3 separate regions of the Homo sapiens genome follow, and all the other regions are linked to region 2. A link is an interaction called in ENCODE POLR2A ChIA-PET data of the cell type or tissue named here. Cell type or tissue: Panc1. All regions are shown on one strand.

Region 1 (8,000 bases), 300 kb after region 2:
ACCATGCCCAGCCACATTCAGGCTTTAATGTCTGTCTCTCTCTCAATAATGTTGAGCACCTTTTCACGATTGGCTATTTGGATATCTCCTTTTATAAAGTGCTTGTTCAAATTTATTTATTTTCTCCATTTAAAATAAATCTAGTTGTATTTTTCTAATTGACAGTGTTTTACTTTTATTCAAATGAGTTGTTAGATGTGTATCTTTTCCCAGTCTGTGACTCGTCTTTTCATTGTTTCAGTATTGAGAAGTGTTTGTGAGTATCAGTTAATTTTTCTGTGATTAGATTTTTTGGGTATTTTTCCTGGGTTTAGAATTCTAGCTTGGCAGTTATTAACACTTTAAAGACATCATTCCGTTGTCCTCTGACTTCCATTGTTTCTGTTGGTCAGCTGCCAGTCTTGTTCTTTTGAAGATAATTTGGTTGTCTCTGGCTGCTTAAATTTTTTGTTTTTATTTTCTTTGGTTTTCGGCAGTTTTATGATGATGTTTGTAGGTGTGTTTTTCTTTGTATTTAACTTGCCATGGGTTTCTAGAACTTGTTAAATCTGTAGCTTGATTTTTTTTAAGTTTTAAAAGTTCTAGGACAGTATTTCTCTTCAGATATTACTTATATTCATCTTCTCTTCCTCTCCTCCTGGGACTCCAATGTTAGATATTTTCACCATGATCTGCATCTGATATTACTTATACATCTCATACTTTTTATTTTACAGTCTTTTTTTCTCCTTTTCATCCTTCAACCTGATTATTTTCAACCAATATATCTTCTGATGCAGGGGTCCCCAACCCCCAGGCTATGGAACAGTAGCAGTTCGAGGCCTGTTAGAAACTGGGTGGCACAACAGGAGGTGAGAGTGGGCAAGTGAGCATTACCACCTGAGCTCCACCTCCTGTCAGATCAGTGGTGGCATTAGATTCTCATAAGAGCATGAATACTATTGTGAACTGAACATGCAAGGGTTCTAGGTTGCATGTTCCTTATGAGACTCTAACCAATGCCTGATGAGCTGAGGTGGAACAGTTTCATCCCCAAACCATGCCCATACAACCCTCTCCCACTGGCCATGGAAAAACTGTCTTCCACGAAACCAGTCCCTGGTGCCAAAAAGGTTGGAAACTGCTATTTTGCTAAATCACTAATCTTATCCCCTGCTGTATGTTGGGGTGATCAGACCCAACACCAGGCTGTGGGGGCCACAAAGTCCAGCGGAGTCAAAGGAATGAGACAAAACAAGTTAAGAGTGCATAAAGTGGGACTAGGGGGCCAGTGCTAGTATGGAGGCTGTGAAGGTCCCAAGTTCTGGAAGCCTGCACTATTTATTGGTGATCAAACAAAGAAGCAGGTGGTGAGGATGTGGGGGTTGAAAGAAAGCAGTGTATCAGCACATGATCTATAGCTGTGACAGTTTAGCATTTTCTTTGAAGCATGTGGAACATGTTCTGCTACTTGAGATAATGGGAAACATGTTCTTCTAGTTTAAGATACAATCGGTCGGGCGTGGTGGCTCACGCCTATAATCCCAGCACTTTGGGAGGCTGAGGCAGGCAGATCACCTGAGGTTGGGAGTTCGGGACTAGCCTGACCAACATGGAGAAACCCCATCTGTGCTAAAAAAAATACAAAATGAGCCGGACGTGGTGGTACATGACTGTAATCCCAGCTACTTGGGAGGCTGAGGCAGGAGAATCACATGAACCCAGGGGATGGAGGTTGCAGTGAGCCAAGATCGCGCCATTGCACTCCAGCCTGGGCAACAAGAGCGAAACTCTGTCTCAAAAAAAAAAAAAAAAAAAAAAAAAAAAAGATACAATCGTTCTATGAGCCTGGGAGTGCTAGAAGGAAGGAGCCAGCAAGTCTAGACACATTCCAGAGGCCGCAAGGGGTTTTATGCCCTGAGCCCTGGATTCCATCCAAGCCATGAGGGGTTTTGTGCCCTGGGCTTAGATTGTGGTGCAGCAGGGCAGCCTTCCACCCTTTGGCACAGAGCTTGGTGTTCCAAAGGCCATGAGGGGTTTTGGACCCTGGACCCCAGACATGTTCCAAGACTCTTTTACATTATATCAGACATGCAAGTCCTGCCTCAGCTTTTTTCCCAACACTCAGCTTTTCCCCAACATGCCCCCTTTTCTTTTTTGTAAAACCGCCACAGCTATCATAGCTTGTTCTCGACGGCAGCTGTCTCTCCCGAGGTGGCTTCCGCATCTGCAGACTAAAAGGAGACAGCACAAACACATAATTATTAGAACAAAATCTGCCAAGTATAGAGCTTCCAATGGCCTTAATCCATTTAAGAGGATTGATTGTGGACAACCCATTGGCTGTCTTGTTCAAAATATCAGTTCCAGGGAGCAGGGCTAAGTGAGCCTGAGAGGCTTCAAAAACCTTCTCTTTTAGTTTTACAATATCAAGGGTGAGATTTTCATCTTTGCCCTCCAGATGGCATTTAAGAGTAACATTTCCTATTGCTAGCATAAAAGGTGGCCGAACACAACTTTGAATCCAAAAGGTCTTTCTGTTTTTAAATTAATTGAGCAAGGCAATTGCAGGCTGTTCAGCCCTTAATTGCCAGTTGGTGATCCAGCTTCATTTGTCTTAGCCCTTATTCAAAATGTAGTCGCTCTGGTTTGAATGCTTCTTACATATTTCCCCCTTCCCTTTTACAAAAGGACCTTTAATCCTAAGGGCTGCAGAAGGATGAAGGTCCATCTTCTGCAACTTCTTCATGCTGAACAGGGGCGATGATATTCCTGCCTATTAGGGTCTCTTGTATTCAGGGTAGAGAGGAGCTCAGTCAGAAAGCATTGGTCCATTAAGCATCTGTTGTGCCCCTGAGTTCCTGCAAAAGGTAAAACCCTGGCGCTGCAGCAGTTTCTCAGCTTCCTGTGTGGTTTTCTTGATCTGCCCCCATGTTATGGGGGTTGATGTCAGCGTGACTCCAGTCGGTCCTCATTCCATCTTCGCATTCAGATTCAACTGGCCCATGGCTCGTACTGGGGGAACCCCCTCCATGGTTGGGTCCCTCCAGTCTCCTGTTCCATGGTCGTACACATCTTGAGGGCACCCACACGGCTTGTTCATCTCCTGCAAAAACACAAGCATACCCTCAACCCCACGTTAGTAAATCTAGCGAAACAGAAGCAAAAACTTTTGTGGCTGTAGCTGGGAGGCATACCATTGGTGAAGCATTTGTTCTACAAGCTGTAACTCAGCTTCTGCCTCTTTGGTTAATTACCATGGGGTAAAACTTTCCACTGATAATGAGAAGCAGGCCCCTTCTAACAGAAGGCACAGAGAGCAAATCGAAGCTTATCCTTCTTGTGCAACAGTATAGCAAAAAAGCAATCCTTAAACCTTAAATTTGCACCATACAGGTGGGTCCACTAGATGCTGTGGCTCATGATAGATCTTCAGATGTTTGGTGGGCACTCCATTGTTGCAATAAGTCTCTACCTCATAAATTGATAGGAATAGGTGTAATAATAGGTTGAATTGTTCCTTCCTGGCCATCTGGCCCGTGACATGGTAAAATCAAGGAACTTTGAAAAACTTCTGAAGCAGGCCCTATGCCAGTGATACCCATGGAAGTCTTTTGTTTGGGCCAGTGTTGGGGCCATTGATTTAAAGCAATAATAGAGACATCAGCTTCAGTATTTACTAGTCCTTCAAAATCCTTTCCCTGAATAGTTACTGTACAAATAGGTCTTCTGTCAGACACTAGATTAACCCAATATACAGCCTTTCCTGCTGGATTACTACCAAAGCCTCCTGTTCTTTTCACTGTGCTGCTTCCTAGTTTTGTGTAAGGTAACAGCAATAACTAAGCAATTCTTTCTCCTGGGGAAGAAGACCACTGAGTCGAGGAACTAATAACTAATTGAATTTTTTTTTTTTTTGAGATGGAGCCTTGCTCTATTGCCCAGGCTGGAGTGCAGTGGCACGATCTTGACTCACTGCAAGCTCCACCTCCTGGGTTCACTCCATTCTCCTGCCTCAGCCTCCCTGAGAGCTGGGACTACAGGTGCCCGCCACCATGCCCAGCTAATTTTTTTTTTGTATTTTTAGTAGAGACGGGGTTTCACCGTGTTAGCCAGAATGGTCTCGATCTCCTGACCTCGTGATCTGCCCACCTCAGCCTCCCAAAGTGCTAGGATTACAGGCATGAGCCACCGCGCCCAGCAAACTAATTGAATTTCTCCGGTATAATCAGAGTCAATTATTCCCGTATGCACTGACACCTCTTAAATTTAAACTAGACCTTCCAAGTAACAGACCAACTGTTCCTGAGGGTAAGGGTTCCCTAACACCCGTGGGGACCTTCTTTGGTGGCTCCCCAGGAAGGAGATGGGAATTGTGCTGCAAAGGTCTATAGCAGCACTGCCTACTATGGTGGGAGACAATTGTTGTATGTTTGTAAGGGCACTGGCTGTGCCGGATATGCCTTGGTTTGTTGAGGGGCCTGAGGCAGGCCCCTCTTCCCATTTCCCGAAAGAGGTTGTCCATCTTTGCTAAATTTAGAATGACACTGATTTGCCCAGTGATTGCCTTTCTTACACTGGGGGCATACACTGGGACTTTTCTGTTGATTGATGGTAGTTTTTGCCTTTTGATTTCCTTTTCTACATTCCTTTTTTCTGTGTCCAAATTGCCCACAATTGAAACAATGGCCCAAGAAATGGGGCATATTCTTTCCTACTTTCAATCCAGCCATAGCCTGAGCTAAAAGATTAGCCTTATGTAAGTTACCTCCAATGCCATCGCAAGCCTTAATACATTCAGCTAACTGAACCTTCCCTGTCAGGGGTCTAATAGCAGTTTGACACTGCATTAGCATTATTGTATGTAAGAAGCTGTATTAAAACATCCTGAGCAGAATGTTTGCTTTCACTTTGTGCCATTGTTACCCTGGTCCTTCCGAGTGCTCAGCTTTCCTGCTGAGCTTCTTTCAGTCGTCCTCGGGTGTCCTCTGATGATGCATCCTCTTTCACACACTCTAGTGTTCCTTCACTGGGGTGTTCGTTGCCTCATATTGGGCGCCAGGAATGTTGGGGTGATCAGACCCAACTCCAGGCTGTGGGGACTATGAAGTCCGGCAGAGTCAAACAGATGAGACAAGAGTGCATAAAGTGGGACCAGGGGGCCAACACTAGTATGGAGGCTGTGAAGGCCCCGAGCTCTGGAAGCCCACACTATTTATTGGTGATCAAAGAAGCAGGTGGTGAGGATGTGGGGGTTGAAAGAAAGCAGTGTATCAAGTGCATGATCTACAGCTGTGATGGTTTAGAATTTTCTTTGAAGCATATGGAACATGTTCTGCTACTTGAGATAATGGGAAACGTATTCTTCTAGTTTAAGACACAATCGATCTATGAGCCTTGGAGTGCTAGAAGCAAGGAGCCAACAAGTCGAGACACATTCCAGAGGCCACGAGGGGTTTTATGCGCTGTTCCCTGGATTCCGTCCAAGCCACGCCCTTGTGGCTTGTGCCCTGGGCTTAGATTGTAGTGCGGCAGGGCAGCCTTCCACCCTTTGGAACAGAGCTTGGTGTTCCAAAGGCCACAAGGGGTTTTAGACCCTGGACGCCGGACATGTTCCAAGACTCTTTTACGTTACGTCAGACATGCAAGCCCTGCCTCAGCCTTTTTCCCAACACTCAGCTTTTCCCCAACACTGTGTCCAAGCTGCAATTAAACCCATCCACTGGATTGTAACTTTAATGATGATTTCTTCAATTCTATGATTTCCATTTATTTTTTCTATAGGTTCCAGGTGTCTGGTGAAATTCTCATTTTCATTTATTTTGATTAATCATAATTATTTTAATTTTTTTTTCTTGAGATGGAGTCTTGCTCTGTGGCCCAGGCTAGAGTGCAGTAGCACTATCTTGGCTCACTGCAAACTCCGCCTCCTGGGTTCAAGCAATTCTCCCTGCCTCAGCCTTCTGAATAGCTGAGATTACAGGCACCTACTGCCACACCCAGCTAATTTTTGTATATTAGTAGAAACAGGGTTTCACCATGTTGGTTAGGCTGGTCTCTAACTCCTCACCTCAGGTGATTCACCCACCTCAGCCTCCCAAAGTGCTGTGATTACAGGCATGAGCCACCATGTCCAGACTAGTTTTAATGTTCTTGTCTGATACTTCCAATATCTGGATTACCTGGGGTCTGTTTCTATTGTCTTTTTTCTTGGTTTCCATCTTTTCATCCTGTTACCTGGCATGTCTGTTATTTTTTGTTAAATGGTAAAGAGGGTATTGAAAACTATAGAGACTCTTGATGTCTTATTCCAGAGATGATAAAGCAGGAGACAGAGGACAGATAAATCTCCTTAATCAGAGTCAGGCTTGCCCTTACTCCTAAAGCAGATTTTCTGAATTCTAAACTGGAGGCCTAGAGGTACCAGGGCCCTTCCTCCTTGGCACAATTTCCAATTTTGAAATCCAATTTTGTTTCTCTAGCAATGCAGCATTTTCCAAAATACCTCCTTAGCTTCTAAACTTCTTAAGCTTCTTTTTCTGCTTATGTTCTTATTTCTGCCTTATCCATGTGCAAATTAGGAGTCAGTAAATCCCTTGAGAGAAAACTGCAAAAAGAAAATGGAACCACCATTATTTCCCTTTTCTCCAGATTCTTGGACTCTCAAATCCTGGTTGCCTTGGTTGTTCTCCAGTGATGTTAGATAGATGTCTATTTCTTCTTGTAATCCTGTCAGTTGTTTCTTAATATATTTTGAGACTATATTGCTAGGTGCATATATATTTACAAGTTATCCCTTTTTGTTGTCCTCAATATACAATATCCTTTTGCCCCTTTTGATAGATTTTTAACTTGAATTGTTTCAGCAGATATTAAGAATGCCACACAGCTTTTTTGTCTTTGTTTTCTCATGCCTTTTTGCCTAGTGTATATGCTGTCTCCCTTTAGTTGTCAAACCTGTATCTTTGTGTTGAAAGTTTTGTAGATAGCATATTGTTAGCTTGAAAAAAAAATCCAGGCTGGGTGCAGTGGCTCACGCCTGTAATCCCAACACTTTGGGAAGCTGAAGTGGGTGGATCGCTTGAAGTCTGGCGTTCGAGACCAGCCTGAACATGGTGAAACCCTGTCTCTACTAAAAATACAAAATTAGCCAGGCGTGGTGGCACACGCCTGTAATCCCAGCTACTTGGGAGGCTGAGGCAGGAGAATCACTTCATCTCGGGAGGCGGAGGTTGTAGTAAGCCAAGATCGCGCCATTCCACTCCAACCTGGGCAACAAGAGCAAAACTCTGTCTCAAAAAAAAAAAAAAAAAAAAAAAATCCAATCTGAGATTCTTTAATTGGCAAGCTTAACATTAATTACTGTTAGGTTAGGCATTTTTGCCACCTAATCTACTTTTAAACCCTCCGTTCCTGTGTTCCTTGGATAGATCAAGTTTTCTTCTGTGGACTTAAGTTATACATTCTATCTTTCTTTTTAAGGTGGTTATCCTGAAGACCATATGGTTAGGCATTCCTACTGAACATTAAACTCATAAAACTATATTCTCTTTATAAGACAAATTGTACATTTACATCCCTTTTATCTCATCTCCTACCCACACTCCACCATCCCTTTTATAGTCTCTAGAATTTCAATTCCAGGCTCTGAAATTTTATTTTCCTAGTCCTTTTAAGACAACTTTACTAGGCTATCGGACATTACTTGCTAACCTTGAATCCTCCTGCATGTTCCTCCTCCATTTTGAATTTCTCCAAAGAGTTTTGTGACTTTTGTTTTGTTTTTTTGAGACGGAGTCTGGCTCTGTCACCCAGGCTGGAGTAGAGTGGCATGATCTCGGCTCAATGCAACCTCTGCCTCCTGGATTCAAGCGATTCTCCTGCCTCAGCTTCCCAAGTGGCTGGGACTACAGGCGTGTGCCACCATGCCCAGCTAATTTTTGTATTTTTTAGTATGGAAAGGGTTTCACTGTATGTTGGCCAAGCTGGTCTTGAACTTCTGACCTCAGATGATCTGCCTG
Region 2 (8,000 bases):
CATGACTATACTTTAAACTGTCAGTCATGTGGTCTTTCTGCTTCCACATTCTCACTGCCTGCCCTATCCTTGTGAGAGTCAGTGGGCAGGGCAGCAAGAGACAGGGCTTTAAATTCAAGAACCTGCATTCAGTTCAGGAAAGTTACTTAAGTTCTGGGGACTCTCGACATTTTGTCTGTAAAAGAAAAAGCGTCCTTTTTTTTTTTTTTTTTTTTTGAGACAGAGTCTTGCTCTGTTGCCCAGGCTGGAGTGCAGTGGCACAATCTCGACTCACTGCAAGCTCCGTCTCCCGGGTTCACGCCACTCTCCTGCCTCAGCCTCCGGAGTAGCTGGGACTACAGGCACCCGCCACCACGCCCAGCTAATTTTTTGTATTTTTAGTAGAGACGGGGTTTTACTGTATTAGCCAGGATGGTATCCATCTCCTGACCTTGTGATCCGCCCGCCTCGGCCTCCCAGAGTGCCGGGATTACAGGCGTGAGCCACCGCGCCAGGCCCAAAAAGTGTCCTTTTTAACTGGTGTGTGGGGGGGTCCCAGGTTCAGTGATTTGCTAGGGGGACTCATAGAACTCAGAAAAGCTGCTATACTCATGGTTATAGTTTATTACAGCAAAAGGATACAGATTAAAATCAGCACAGGAAAACGTGTTTAGGGCAGAATCTGGGAGAGAGCAGGTGCGAGTTTCCATGTGGCCTTACCGGAAGAGTTGTAGGGACCGTGCTTCATTCTCCCGTAAGGATGCGTGGTAGCCTGCAGGGAGTGTTGACAACAGGGAAGCTCACCCAAGCCTCAGTGTGCAGGTTTTTTATTGAGGGTCAGTCACACGGCCATGGAGCACCAACCTGCTTGATCTTAGTCTCCAGCATGACCCTGCAACCACGTCAAACTCAGTGTGGCCCAAGACCCGAAGCAAACAGAAACGGACATTCACCCCGAAGCACATTTTTAGCACAAGTATCTGGCAGGGCCCAAGGCCCCAGGTATGCAAAGCCACTCCATCAGGCAGGATATTTCAACTGTTTATAGGTTATCTTCCAGGAGCCGGTCTTTGGGATGTGCAGGGTTTGAGCGTCACAAGCCTGCTGAGTCACCTCTTTACTGCATAGCTTAGTCTGAACAATTACCGTGTGTATCAGCCACAGCCCAGGCAGAAGCAGACAGAATTCAGTACAAGGACTTATTACACAGGAATGGAAGAGCTGGGAAACCAAGCAGGAAGTGGGGAGGGAACTGGGAGATCAGCAACAGGAAGGACAGGAAGCCTCTCTTGCCTCTAGGGTAGAGGTGGAAGTGGAGCCCAGCAGCTGGAGCCATCTGTGGGAACCAAGGTCGTGATGAGGGCCACCTGGTGGGCACTGCAGCCACAGAGAGAGGGGCTGTCCTACTGGGAACCAGTATTCAGAGGAGAATTAGTTGCCGTCCCACCCCAGGCAGAGGGAGAAAGGGAGAAATACCCTGGTTTCTCCCTCCCCCAAGCCACCAGTCTCCCACATGCATCTCCCAGCGGCTGGCCCCGGCCTAAGACAATTGGCAAGGGAGCCTGGGAATGCAGTGTCCACAAGAGTGAGGACTCCTAGGAAATTATCACACAACATTCACTTAGGGCCTTTTCCACTGTGCCTGACACCGTGCCAGGCACATCCACCATTGCCATCCCACACAGTCCTGTATGAGAACTGCCCTGCAAGCAGACACCACCATCTCAGTTTTATGGGTGAGGAAATTTAGGGACTCTGATAAAGAAAAACAGTCTGTTGGGAATGGAAATGGAGCAAGAGGGCTGGAGGAAAAGAAGGAGAGCTGTGGGCTTCACTCGGTCATAGAATGCACAGAATGTCCTGTGAAAACCTTCCAGGGCAGGAAGGACCCCCTGTAGCCAGAGCTACAGGTGGGAAGAGTAGGGTATTCATGAAGCACATTCTTTACTAACTTAACACAGTAAAGGATTTTCTCCTGCCAGCGGCACGGTGGCTCACGCCTGTAATCCCAGCACTTTGGGAGACCAAGCTGGGTGGATCACTTGAGGTCAGGAGTTCGAGACCAGCCTGGCCAACATGGGAAAACGCTGTCTCTACTAAAAATACAAAAATTAGGCCGGGCGCAGTGGCTCACGCCTAATCCCAGCACTTTGGGAGGCCAAGGTGGGCAGATCACAAGGTCAGGAGTTTGAGACCAGCCTGGCCAATATAGTGAAACTCTGTCTCTACTAAAAATACAAAAATTCGCCGGGCGTGGTGGCGCATGTCTGTAGTCCCAGCTACTCGGGAGGCTGAGGCAGAAGAATTGCTTGAACCCAGGAGGCGGAGGTTGCAGTGAGCCCAGATCGAGCCATTGTACTCAGCCTGGATGACAGAGAGCAAGACTCTGTCTCAAAAAAAAAAAAAAAAAAAAAAAAGAATTTCCTCCTGCCTGAAGCCTCATTTCCTTCCTCAATCAAATCGCCCCCACCCATTTCTCCCCCTGGGAAGACCTGGGTTCATTCACAGCAGAAATTGTCTGCACTGAATCTTTTCTTTTTCCCCTTGCTTGCTAGGATGACTTGTGGGTTTAGTTTGTTTCATTTCTCAAAGGCTTATTCACGGCTGTTTTTCATGTCATTTCACCCTGTTCATCAGTGGGATCTTCCCAGGGGTTGCTAATACACAAGGCAGTTAATCACACGTACTCAAGATCCAGGCAGCTGAGGTCTCCCACAGATGGCTTTAAGCACACCTTTGAATGATGCTAACTTCAAGCATTTGTCCTGGCCTTCAAGAAGCACAAAGCCCTTTCCTTCCCACAGCCTACATTTGGCCTAGCACCCTGGCTGAATTTCTTGTGATTTCAGATATCAGTTATCTCCTTTCCCAAAACCCTTGTTCAAAGATTCTGTCTAAATATACTTAATTTTCCTCAGTGTGACAATGCTACAGTGGTGATGTAGGAGAATTGAAATTACCTCCGAATCTTTGAGGGAAGGCCAGGCACGGTGGCTCACGCCTGTAATCCCAGCACTTTGGGAAGGTAAGGTGGGTGAATCATGAGGTCAGGAGATCGAGACCATCCTGGCTAACACGGTGAAACCTCTCTACTAAAAATACAAAAAATTAGCCGGGCGTGGTGGCGGGCGCCTGTAGTCCCAGCTACTCGGGAGGCTGAGGCAGGAGAATGGCGTGAACCCAGGAGGCGGAGCTTGCAGTGAGCGGAGATTGCGCCACTGCACTCCAGCCTGCCGACAACGTGTGAGGGAGCATGCAGTGAGTTGTCTTGTTGGACCTTTGGACGCTGCCTTGAAGTATTAGTTGAGTCAGGAGCTGCGACCCTTATTTTTCAGGCCGTGAGCCTGCCTCCTGAATGTTCTCTGCATTTCCAGAACCTATTCTGAGAAGCTAGCTAGGTCTAGGGACTGCCAGACAGGGAGGGGCTCAGAAGGAGGTTAAAAAATATCGTAGCATTGGAGGACTAACAACCTGTTGCAGACACTCTGACACAACATACACACAATCAGATGTGGTGTCTTGAATTAGATTCAGGACCCTGTTACCCATTTCTAATTATAACTAACATTTGTTTTCACGTACACCATCCAACATAATCCTCACATCCAGCCAGGAAGAGACAGTCAAAGGGAGCAAACATTTGGGCAACCTACATGCTAAAGTGTGCTGTGGGCTTTCCTATGTGTTAATCTTGGTGAATCTTCCCCACAACTCTGCGAAGAAGGTTTTATTACTATCTCCATCTTACAGTGGATGATACAGGCTTAGAGTTGACACAAGAAATGGCAGAGCTGCAATTCCGCCCTGAGTCTTTTGATTCCAAGTCACAGGCTCTATCCACTCCCTGCTCTGGCTTTCCCACAGCAGGGCATGTCATGGGCGGGTGGCCAGCCTGCGCACTCTCCAAGAGCTTCCTCTCCATACAAGGGTGTGCATGAGTCAGAGACACGCTGGCAGGACTAAAAGAAGATGCTTATCATATTACCTTGAATTTGTCTTTCTTTATCCAACCATAACATCTGAAATACACTATGCGTGATAGGATATATATAAAATGTTTCTGTGTGTTTACTATACTTTTTCAAATTAACAATGGACTCCATTGTATTTTGTGGGATTTTTGTTGTTGTTGTTTTTAAGACAGGGTCTCAGGCCGGGCACGGTGGCTCATGCCTGTAATCCCAGCACTTTGGGAGGCTGAGGCGGGCAGATCATGAGGTCAGGAGTTCAAGACCAGCCTGGCCAACATGGTGAAACCCCATCTCTACTAAAAATACAAAAATTAGCTGGGCATGGTGGCACGTGCCTGTAATCCCAGCTACTTGGGAGGCTGAGGCAGGAGAATCGCTTGAACCCAGGAGGCAGAGGTTGCAGTGAGCCAAGACTGCGCCACTGCACTCCAGCCTGGCGACAGAGCGAGACCCCATCTCAAAAAAAAAAAAAAGACAGGTTCTCATTCTGTCACCTAGACTGGAGTGCAGTAGTATGATCTCTGCTCATAGGCTCAAGTGATCCCCCTACCTCAGCCTCCCCAGTAGCTGGGACTACAGGCATACACCATGCCTAGCTAACTTTTTTAAAAAAACAATTTTTGTAGAAATGGGGTATCACTTTGTTGCCAAGGCTGGTCTTGAACTTCTGGCTTCAACTGATCCTCCCGCCTCAGCCTACCTAAAATTGGGATTATAGGCATGAGCCACCATGACTGGCTAACTCCATTGTTTTAAATGTAGAGGTGCTTTACTTGAAAAGGTGACTAAAGGTTTAAAAAATGTATATTACTATTTTAAAATAAGCTTACCTGGCCAGGCACGGTGGCTCACACCTATAATCCCAGCACTTTGGGAGGCTGAAGGAGGATTGCTTGAGCCCAGAAGTTCAAGGCTGCAGTGAGCTATGATTGTGCCACTGCACTCCAGCCCAGGAGACAGACTGAGACCCTGTCTCTAAAAGCAATTCATAAATAAAATACAGCATACCAAAATTTTTAAGTTGTATTTACTATTTCTTCATATCAATAAACAAAATTAGAAGTAGCCCAAGTCTCTCTTACTCCCTGAGATGCCCTGCTCCAGCTGATTTGAACCATGTCAAGTCTAGGATTTACGTTGCTTTTTAAAATTGCAGGGAAATGATCTGCTTGGATTACGTTCAACTTGCAGTCCGTGTTTAGCCATGGCAAAAACAAACTCGAGGGCAGATAATACTCGTTTGGCTTGGCAGAGCTTGCAGAGGAAGTCCTGTGGCTTCCTTCCACGTCCCAGCTTGCTGCAGATCCTCCTTCCGGTGCCCAGTATGCAGTGGCTGCCAGCATGTCCCAGTGCCCTGCTGGCCCTAGGCTGGAGCTGTAACTGAGCAAGAGGCTGTGTCCTAAATAACTCTCACAGTCACCGAGGCTGATTACAATTCTTTCGCAACATAGTCTCTGATTTGCTTTCCAAAGGTCAGAAGCTTGAGCTAATGTGTTTCAGGGACAACCCAGTCAGCTTGTATTTAAAAAAGAGAATTTTTATAATTTGAAAAAGAAGATAGAGCATCCGGAAACTGAGAAAATAAATTAAAAGTTCGTTCCTCCCATTCTTGATGTGTATCTTTTTGGAACATAACAGGAAAGGAAATAAAAATTTTAAAACCCTCAACAGTCTCAGCATTCCTCCTTCAGTCCTCATCCATATAGGACTATAGTTTGATAACACTGTAATTGTAGCAGGATACAAATTTCTGTTCTGTCTTCTCTTCTGTAATAAATTCCAAAAAAGGAAACCTAGCTTTTTATGGGGTAGGAGTTACTTTTTATTCTAAAGGCAGTGCAATATTACATAAAGTTTGAGGAAATTGAAAAAAAATATTCATAAGCCTGTCATCCTTACTTAACAGCTTTTTTTTTTTTTTTTGAAACAAGGTTTGGATCTATTGCCCAGGCTGAAGTGCAGTGGTGTGATCTCGGCTCACTGCAACCTCCACCTCCTGGCCTCAAGTCATCCTCCCACCTCAACCTCCTGAGTAGCTGGGACTACAGGCACCTGCCACCATGCCCAGCTAATTTTTTGTATTTTTTTTTTTTTTTGTAGAGATGGGGTTTTGCCATGTTGCCCAAGCTGGTCTCCAACTCATGAGCTCAAGCAATCCATCCCCCTCGGTCTCCAAAGTGCTGGGATTATAGGCGTGAGCCACCATGCTCAGCCAATTTTTGCATTTTCTTTTATTCTTTTTTTTTTTTTTTTTTGAGACGGAGTCTCGCTGTGTCACCAGGCTGGAGGGCAATGGCACGATCTTGGCTCACTGCAACCTCTGCTTCCTGGATTCTCCTGCCTCAGCCTCCTGAGTAGCTGGGACTACAGGCGCGTGCCACCACGCCCAGCTAATTTTTGTATTTTTAGTAGAGACGGCATTTCACCATGTTGGCCAGGATGGTCTCTGTCTCTTAGAGACCTTGTGATCTGCCCACTTTGGCCTCCCAAAATGCTGGGATTACAGGTGTGAGCCACCATGCCTGGCCTAATTTTTGCATTTTATATCTACACTTTGTCCACTGCATCCATAGTTTGCATCTTTTACATAATAGAACTATTATGATTATTCCCCACAAGTATTCACAAGTATTTATTTTAAAAAGACTATATCCTAGCTTGTAAGTGGTACAGAAAAAAACTAAAATAAAAAAGATTACGTACTTCCTAGCACTCTAAAAAACCCTAAAAAACTTTTAAGTTCTCTTTACCAGTCCTATTCACATGGATATTTTATTTTTACAGTTGTGAATAAAGCAGGAATTCAATTTAATATTTTTGTTGTCATTTTATATTATAAAAAAATTAGTATTTCCTTATAGTCTTTGTCATTTTTTTCCTTAAATTTTCTTTAAGAATTGAAAGAATTACAAAAGTAATTTATGTTTATTTGTTACACACAAAATCCAACATTATGTGAAAGAAAAATTATATCTGCCCCACCTTACCCTAATTTCATCCCCTAAAGTAATAAATATTAACAACATGAAGTGTATAATCCCAAATCTTTTTTTTCTCCATCTTTCCTATATGAACAATATCCAAACTTCCCCATTTTTTTGAGACAGGATCTCACTCTGGTGCCTAAGCTAAAGTGTAGTGGCATGATCTTGGCTTATTGCAGCCTCTACCTGGGCTCAAGAGATCCTCCAACCTCAGGCTCCCAAGTAGCTGGGACTATAGATCTGCACCACCGTACCCGGCTACTTTTTGTATTTTTTTGTAGAGTCGGTGTTTCGTCATGTTGCCCAGGTGGTCTCAAGCTCCTGAGCTCAAGTAATCTGCCCACCTTGGCCTCCACAAGTGTTGGAATCACAGGCATGAGCCACTACATGTGGCCTACAAACCCTTTTCTTAAAACAAAACTGGGGCTGGGAGCTGTGGCTCAGGCCTGCAATCCCAGCACTTCGGGAGGCTGAGGCAGGTGGATTTCTCTAGGTCAGGAGTTTGAGACTAGCCTGACCAACATAGTGAAACCCCCTCTCTACTAAAAAATACAAAAATTATCTGGGCATGGTAGTGTGCGCCAGTAATCCCAGCTACTCGGGAGGCTTAGGCAGGAGATCGGTTGAACCCAGGAGGCAGAGGTTGCAGTGAGTCAAGATTGTGCCACTGCACTGCAGCCTAGGCGACAGAGCAACACTCTGTCTCCAAAAAAAAAAAAAAAAAGGAGACTATGGACTATGTACATTTCTTGGCAACTTGCTTTAAAAAAAAAACAACAAAAAAGGCCGGGCGCAGTGGCTCACGCCTGTAATCCCAGCACTTTGGGAGGCTGACGTGGGCGGATCACGAGGTCAGGAGATCGAGACCATCCTGGCCAACATGGTGAAACCCTGTCTCTACTAAAAATACAAAAAATTAGCCAGGCGACTCCAGCACACACACACAAAAGGTTATAGCAAGTCACATTCCTACCAGCAATGAATGGGAGTTTCATTTTCTCTGAATCTTTTTTTTTGAGATGGAGTCTCATAGTAAGCCTCCTGAGTAGATGGGATTACAGGCACA
Region 3 (8,000 bases), 140 kb after region 2:
CACAGGGTCTTGGGAACAAAGGCCTGGGCCTCCCCGTTTGAATTTCAGCCCCAGTTCCAGGGCAAGTCCCAGCCACCCAAGCATACTTACCAGTACTGCCCACCACCACCCACTGCCCACCTCTAAGAAGCCCGGCTCTCCTACTCTGCTTCCAGGCTGGGGCCTCACAGGTGGGGCTGTTACCTTCCTCAGGGCTTAGGGAGGGAGGGAGGACATGGACAGGGCCTTCCACCCTGGCTCCTTCACAGGGATGGTAGCTGACCGGTGATGGGTTCATTTGTCACCTTGGACTGTGAGCCACTTCCACTTCTCGCCCCCCAGGCAGGAGCACCCTCACTCCAAGGGCTTGGCCTGGAAAGGCAGGCTCACCTGGGACTCAACGTTCCTTCCCCCGCCGCCACTGTGCCCCCCGTCCCTCCACCCCAGAAGCCCTGACCTCATTTGGGCACCTTGCTGTCCTCTGGGCTTCTCCTCTGCCCAGGTCACCCTGTGGCAGGCCTGGGCCCTCAGGATGTTTCAAAGGCTCCACAGCTCCACCGCTCCACCTGGCTTCACTCCAGCACCCTGTCCCTGGAGCACCTCTGTCCTGTCTGGGCCAACCTGGTCTCCCTGCCCCATGCCCTCCCCTGGCTCTTAGCAACCTGCCCTTTTATTCATGCCATTTGGGGTCACAGATGCCTAGCTGGACACAGCTCCCAGAACTGGCTCCACCCTGGGGCCTTGCCCCTAGTACCCCCTGGCAGGAGCAACCCACCCCATGGTCGAGGTTCCCCTACCCCTGGATCCTGGACTGAAGCCATTTCCTACAGAGAAGCGTTCCCACCCCCTCTCAGGCACAAAAGCCGGTGTCCAGGGACTCAAGACCTGTACCTGGGGTTGCAGGGGCTCCTGCCCTGCTGTATCCCACCAGGAGGGGGCCCCACTGCCCTTCCGGCCCTTAAAACTGGGCTGGGAGAGAAGACGGGGAAGTGTGTGAGACAAAACAAAGCCGGCTTGTTTCCTCCCCTTGGCAGGCTAAGCTCTCCCGGCAGCCCGGGCTCTGGGGCGGAAGGAGAACAGTGTCATCTCTTCCTTTGTTGATAAATTGCCAAAGAGTGGGAACAGGTGGGGTCAGGGGCCAGAGTGCAGGGGAGGGGGCAATGGTGGAGGTGGCGGGGGGAAGCAGAGGGAGGTGGGCTGAGGCCTCGGTGGGGCCAGTGCGACGCTGGCTTAAGGAGCTGGAGGGGTTCCTAATACACATTTAATTCAGTTTCTCTTCCCTAAGAGGCTGCCGGAGTTGGGGCCTCCTCCAGCAGAGACCCTCGGACCCCTGCAGGGCCTGGACTTGGGGTGAACAGGGCTTCAGTCAGCGCAAGTATTCCATTTGCATTTGGTAATTTTTCATGCCACCTATTTATGAATATATAAATCTTTATACCAAATCTATTTTTTAAAACATGGAAAAGTTGCCTTTATGGAAACTTGGCAGAGCCAGAGTGTACACATTCCTAAACCATTAAACAGATTTCTATAACAAGCCACTGCGCCCAGGACTGGTTCTCTGATCTTTGAGCCCAGAGGCGGCCCAGGTGGCCACGTGCCTCAACTAGTCTCCAGGCCCGGGGTGGTAGACAAGCTGCCCCCTGCCAGTCTGCCACCCAGAGCACTGTGAGACCTTCCCTCTGTCCCTAAACCCTTGGGGGACCCCCCTGAGCAAGAAGCAGTTGGTGCCTGAGGGGCAGAGGAAGCTTGGGCTGGGTCCCTTCTCTGGGACACCCCAGGTTCCTCCCATTGGGTTTGTGTTGGAGAGGGCTCTTTGGTGATTGGCAGGGGCACCCTCACCCCGACCTCCCCATGAGGGAAGCGTCACTCTCCTGAGCACACAGGCCTGGATGAGGAATCCCTTGCCCGGGTCTTGTAGCCACATTGATCCCACAGTGGCAGGAACAACCCACCCCATGGTCGAGGTTCCCCCCACCCCTGGATCCTGGGCTGAAGACATTTCCTACAGAGAAGTGTTCTCACCCCCTCTCAGACACAAACGCCAGTGTCCAGGGGCTCAGGGCCTGTGCCTGGGCTTTGGGGGGCTCTGACCTGTTGTTATTCCGAGTTAGGACTTAAGAACACCATGAGGGGCTCTTGCTTCTGTGATGTGACCAGCACAGAGATGTTACCAGGCACACAGTAGATGCTCAGCTTAGAGAAGTGCCTGAATCAGGTCTCTGGCACTGGGAAGCCCATGAAATCCATAGCCTGCCCACCAATATAATCAGGGGTCTATTCCTGGTCACTCAAATAAGGGGTTTTCTGCCGAAAGGGACTCTTAAACAGCAGGGCTGCTGGTTGGTCACCCTGAGGAAGAAGAGGGGGGCCTAGCAGTGCTGCACCACCTTGCCAAGCCTGAGACAAACTGACATGATGGGGCTCATAGCAGCCTGCCGTTGAAACCTAGGTGTGCCCTGACTGTCCTGTGGTTCTGGGCAGGTCACTTCTCCTCTCTGGGCCTTGGTTTCCTCAAACCTGGGATCCTATTCCCTGTCCCATTTGCATCCCGGGGAGCCCTGAAGAGACCCCAGGAGGGGAGTGCTTTATGCACTGAAGGCCTGGAACAGGGCACTGGAGGAGGAAGACCCAGAGCCCTGGCTCTCAAGACAGGCCTGGCTCCAGGCACCTGCCATCCTTCCCAGGGAGAAGGAAGGCCTGATGTCTGAACTCCCTCTTCTCTTCTGAATGCCAGGAAGCACCAGAGTGCGCGTGTGCCCCTTGTAAGTCAAACCCATAACCAGGCCTGTCTGAGCCCGGCCATCCGCACGCTCCCAAGAGGCTCAGACCTGGGTCAGTCTGTCCCTAGGGCCCTCTGAGGCCTCTACCCAAACAACAGGACTGCCCAGACCCCAGAGCAAACAGACAGCACAGGTCCACTCCTTGACTTCAAAGTATGGAAGCTGAGACTGGATCCCAGAGAGTCTTGCTCAAAGCCCCACGATGTTCACTTCTGAGCCCCCACCTGCACGCCCAAGCTGGGTGCTGGGTCCCAGAGGTGAGTCTGCCTTGCTGCCTCCAAGGGCTCCCAAAGCTCCAACCTGGACCCCACTCCTCCCTGCACACATTTGCCGCTGGGATTGGCCAGCCCCGCCCTCAGGGAAGCCAGGAGGCAGGGGGGCCCCTTCCCTGTCCTCACCTTCACCCTGGCTACTCCCATCCCCACCCAGCCCACCCACCTCCTGCCTGGGCCTCTGCCCCAGCCTCTTCCTGACCTGGTCCTGCCTGGGCATCTCCTTGTGGCTGCAGAGAGCATCCTCAAGCAAGACCCCTAGCCACAAGGTCCCGACTCCCTCACTCAAGACCTCTTCCACGGTCCTTGTGGCCCTCGGGCTCCTTAGAGAGGGCCCAGCATTGGCCACTCTCCCCTGACCTGGCCACACACAGCCACACGCTGCTCTGCCACCCCCAGTCTGAGCTGCTCCCCGCAGACCGACCATCTCAGGCCTCCTGTGGTGTAATGGGCTTCTCCAAGCCAAGAGTTCCTGTTCCCAAACATCCTGAGCTGGAGCCCCAGGCCCCAGGAACAGCCATCTGGCCCTGACCCTGAGCTCCCAGACACTCCTATGACCCTGCAGAGGGCAGGAGGCCAGGCCCCATCTTGCCCAGGGGTTGCAGCCGCTGACCATGGTTCCCCACTGGAGGGCTAAGTCCCAGCTCAGAGAAAGCTGTGGACTCAGCTCGTGTCCACTGTGTGCTTTCAGCGGGCCACGGTGCGGCCCACTGCAAGCAACCCTGTCTACAGCTCTGGCTACGGAGGCCGTGGTGGGTCGGGCTCATCCCCACCTAGGCTCCTGGGATCTGGTCCTGTCCTTGCCACACTTGGGCAAGGAGGTTTCCCTTTCATATCAGATTTTAAAAGATTTGTTTCGGCTGGGTGAGGTGGCTCACCCCTGTAATCCCAGCACTTTGGGAGGCCGAGGTGGGCGGATCACAAGGTCAGGAGATTGAGACCATCCTGGCTAACACGGTGAAACCCCGTCTCTACTAAAAACACAAAAAATTAGCTGGGCGTGGTGGCAGGCGCCTGTAGTCCCAGCTACTCGGGAGGCTGAGGCAGGAGAATGGCGTGAACCCGGGAGGCGGAGCTTGCAGTGAGCCAAGATGGCGCCACTGCACTCCAGCCCGGGCGACAGAGTGAGACTCTCTCAAAAAAAAAAAAAAAAAAAAAGATTTGTTTCTTAGCACAACAGTTGGGTCTGCTGTATTCTGGCCCTTCACTCTGCCAGGAAGCTCCACAGTCTGTGCTGGTTGGTGGCAAGCAGGAGAGGTGTGGCCCATTGAGAAGCCAGCACATGGCAGAGGAGGCCGGGAGAGGGAAGAGTGTGGCCAGGTGGCCCCGAGGGAGCTCCCTGGAGCCGGGTGAGTAGGGCCTGTCTGCTCCTGCCTTGCTCCACTTGTGGTCCGTGGGCCAGCAGCGTGGGTATCACCTAGGAGCCTATACAAAAATGCAGAACCTCAGCCTCTACCCCAGACCTCCTGAGTCAGAATCTGAATTTTAAGAAGATCCCCAGGGGGATCCTCATTGTGTGCACATGACCGAGGAACTCTGGTCAACACAGCCTGCTCACTGCACAAGCATGGCCCAGGGTCAGGCCCTGACATCCTAGAATTTTTGGTTTCTTCCATTGGCCTGAAGGATGTTATCCATTTATGTCTTGGTCAAGTGTCTTTTCCTTCCTTTCTACAAGTGCCAACTTCATCTGCAGACTTCAAGGTCAACGGGCTCACAGCGGCTGGGCGCAGTGGCTCACGCCTGTAATCCCAGCACTTTGGAAGGCTGAGGCGGGCAGATCACGAGGTCAGGAGATCGAGACCATCCTGGCTAACATGGTGAAACCCCGTCTCTACTAAAAAAAAAAATACAAAAAAATTAGCCAGGCCTGGTGACGGGCACCTGTAGTCCCAGCTACTTGGGAGGCTGAGGCAAGAGAATGGCATAAATCCGGGGGACGGAGCTTGCAGTGAGCCGAGATCGTACCACTGCACTTTAGCCTTGGTGACAGAGCGAGACTCCGTCTCAAAAAAAAAAAAAAGGCTCATGGCTTGCTCCTCAGCAAGGCTCAGACTCCATCCCATAGCCAGAGACAGCGCCATGAATGGAGTCAGCCATGAATGGAGTCAGCAGGACCCCTGCATCACCCTGACACCCAGACACTCTCCCCAGGGCACTTTCATCATCGAAGCGCTACTCTGCCTGGAAACATGCAAGCTTGTCATCCCTAATCATGTTTTTGTTGTTGTTGTTGATTTTCTTCATGTTACCTTGTCTAAGGCCTAATATGGTCCTTGATCTCTTCTTGATCCTTGACCAACTTGACGCTGTAGACTCTCTGGGCAGAAAAGACATAAATTCACATATAGATGCCAAATATGGTGCATTGTCAGGTGTGAGTAGATGTACGGCTGAAGGCTGCTCAATTTCCACGTCTAGAATCTTCAAACTTCTATCAGATCGGCGGCTACAGCCACCCAAGGTGATGGGGGCTGGTATTTATTGCGAGGTTTCTGTAAACTTGTATTGTTCTCAGCATTGTACAAGAATTCATAAGACAGTTTAGGTGCTTTGCCTCAAATTGCACATCTAGTCAGTGGCAGAGGTAAGATTAGAACCCTGTGCATCTGGGCTCCAGGGACTGGGCCTTAACCCTGGAAATCCTGAGAGTGGACATTGGGTATTTGAGGGTGAGACGGTGGCTGCAGCGACAGCTACCACATAATCAGGATTAGATTCAACAACATGGACATAATTCTAAATGAACATTTCTGAAAATAACACCCCTTATAGGGATCTCCCTGAAGGAAATTTTTTTTTTTTTGAAACAGGGTCTAGCTCTGTCACCCAAACTGGAGTGCAGTGGCACCATCTCAGCTCACTGCCACCTCCGCCTCCCGGGATCAAGCCATCCTCCCACCTCAGCCTCCCGAGTAGCTGGGGCCACAGGTGTGCGCCACCACACCTGGCTAATTTTTATATTTTCTGTAGAGATGGGGTCTTGCTATGTTGCCCAGGCTGGTCTTGAACTCCAGGGCTCGAGTGATCCTTTCACCTCAGTCTCCCACAGTGCTGGGTTCCAGCCATGAGCCACTGGGCCTGGTCTAAACTTTACAGTTTTCTGTAAGAAGTATATATTATGTTAGCTCTGAAAGAAACTCTGAAAGAGTCATGAAAACAATATAACATTTAAAAATGCTTATGATGCAGTATTCACTGAACGACTCAGAACACCAAAATATAGAAATTTGAAATGTTATGACTGATGTAAAAACTAGAGTCTGGGCCTGGCGTGGTGGCTCATGCCTGTAATCCCAGCACTTTGGGAGGCCGAGGCAGGTGGATCACCTGAGGTCAGGAGTTCGAGACCAGTCTGACCAACATGGTGAAACCCCGTCTCTACTAAAAATACAAAATTAGCTGGTGTGGTGGCGGGTGGCTATAATCCCCGCTACTTGGGAGGCTGAGGCAGGAGAATTGCTTGAATCCAGGAGGCAGATTTTGCAGTGAGCCTAAATCGTGCCACTGCACTCCAGCCTGGGCAACAGAGTAAGACTCCATTTCAAAAAACAAACAAAAAAAAAAAACTAGAGTCTGGATATGAGACGGTTAAGGGACCCTTAAGGTGGTTAAAGGACCCTTAATGTGGTTAAGGTAAGGAGGATTTAAACCCCAACAGGCAGAAACTTTCTTCCCTTTCTTCTTTCTCTCCTCTTCCTCTTCCTCCTCTCTTTTCTTCTCCTCCTCCCACCTTCCTCCTTCCTGGGCGGGGTGTGGGTCATCGTGGCTTTCTACATGTCCACTGAAGCTGTTACCTGTGTGATGCCAGTGAGCCCGCTGGACTCTGGCCGCTGAGTCCTTTCCAGATGGCACCGAGTCCCTGGATGAGACCCTCGAGTCCCGCACACCCCTCTGCTTCCTGGCACATGTCATACATTCTCCGCTGCAGACCTGGAGTCAGTCATTACTCCAAGGAGCCCTTGAGGGTTGTGTTGTTCTTAAAACAAACTTCTAAGTTCTCTCCTGTTCTTTGCCTGGCGTTCCTTTCTCCTGTTGTTTTAAACATTGTCTTCCATGTGAGGGCTGTTCCTCAGGTCTGGGGATTCCTGGAAGCCTGAGTGCCCAGATAGGGCTTATCAATGGGTGGACTTCTCCCTGTTGGGTGATTTTGGGCCCAGCTGCTCTTCCACTGGGGAGGGGTCCCCTAATGTCTGTAGCCAGAGAGAAGAGATCTTTTCCCTGAAGCATTTCCATTTCTCTAGCACAGGATCTTCTAATCTCCTTCCTGGGGGTGGTGGGGATGGGAGAAACCCCATTGCGTGCGCCGGGTAGCCAGTCAGGAAGGAAGCCAGGGTCCTGCGGCAGGAACTGTGGACGTTCCCGTCTATTTTTGGCCCTGTACCAAATTTTTGCCCTCCACTCTGCCTGCTTTCCCAAGGCTGGGGTTCTCTTTTCAATTTCTTAAAAAATGAACCCCTGCCCCTCAAATTTCCATTTGGACGGGGTGAAGCGGTGGTCCCTAGATGCAGAAATCAGGGAGGGGCCTGAGGGTTACAAATGCTGGGAGCTAGACTTCCAGGCAAGCCCTGATTTTCAGGCCTCTCTCGTGATCTGTGGCGATCCGCAGCATCTGAGTGCTGACCCCTGGGGATCCTGGGGGCACAGTGGCTGCTTCTCCTCAGGTTTCCCCCTGCCAGCCACACTGTGATCTGTGGAAGTGGCCACTGCCTCCATCCACTCTCCGCTCCACAGAAGCATGTTGGCCTCTCTTCCCCACAGTCACCTCCCCTCATTCCCTTTGTCCTTGTGGATTTATCCCTTTTTAAAAATAGGCCAGATGCGATGGCTCATGCCTGTAATCCCAGCACTTTGGAAGGCCAAGGTGGGCAGGTCACCTGAAGTCAGGAGTTCGAGACCAGCCTGGCCAACACGGTGAAACCCTGACTCTACTAGAAATACAGAAATTAGCCAGGCATGGTGGTGC

What was found. Peaks named below come from ENCODE experiments on the same cell type or tissue, not always from the same donor. Only the 100,000 strongest peaks of a DNase experiment are listed, where the experiment ranks them.
Region 1: POLR2A ChIA-PET joins it to region 2 with 10 read pairs; 2 of 35 experiments call an interaction of 5 or more read pairs at or near these places.
Region 3: POLR2A ChIA-PET joins it to region 2 with 17 read pairs; 4 of 35 experiments call an interaction of 5 or more read pairs at or near these places.

The regions. Positions count from the first base shown.
Region 1 is chr3:128,918,240-128,926,239 of GRCh38, reverse strand. All of the region lies in intron 12 of CFAP92 (cilia and flagella associated protein 92 (putative)), which reads left to right. Among named protein-coding and RNA genes, the nearest start is that of ACAD9, 43 kb to the right of the region's middle. In Panc1, no CTCF peak of the experiment used is centred here; no DNase peak of the experiment used is centred here.
Region 2 is chr3:129,222,464-129,230,463 of GRCh38, reverse strand. No RefSeq gene overlaps it. Among named protein-coding and RNA genes, the nearest start is that of COPG1, 23 kb to the left of the region's middle. RefSeq lists a silencer at 1,204-1,498. In Panc1, no CTCF peak of the experiment used is centred here; DNase peaks (open chromatin) are centred at 1,137, 3,863 and 5,213; H3K4me3 peaks cover 748 bases; H3K27ac peaks cover 6,979 bases.
Region 3 is chr3:129,081,089-129,089,088 of GRCh38, reverse strand. It overlaps RAB43 (RAB43, member RAS oncogene family), which reads left to right. Exons shown (of 3, transcript NM_198490.3): 3 at 1-1,517. It overlaps ISY1-RAB43 (ISY1-RAB43 readthrough), which reads left to right. Exons shown (of 13, transcript NM_001204890.2): 13 at 1-1,517. Among named protein-coding and RNA genes, the nearest start is that of GP9, 24 kb to the right of the region's middle. RefSeq lists an enhancer at 95-639. In Panc1, no CTCF peak of the experiment used is centred here; no DNase peak of the experiment used is centred here.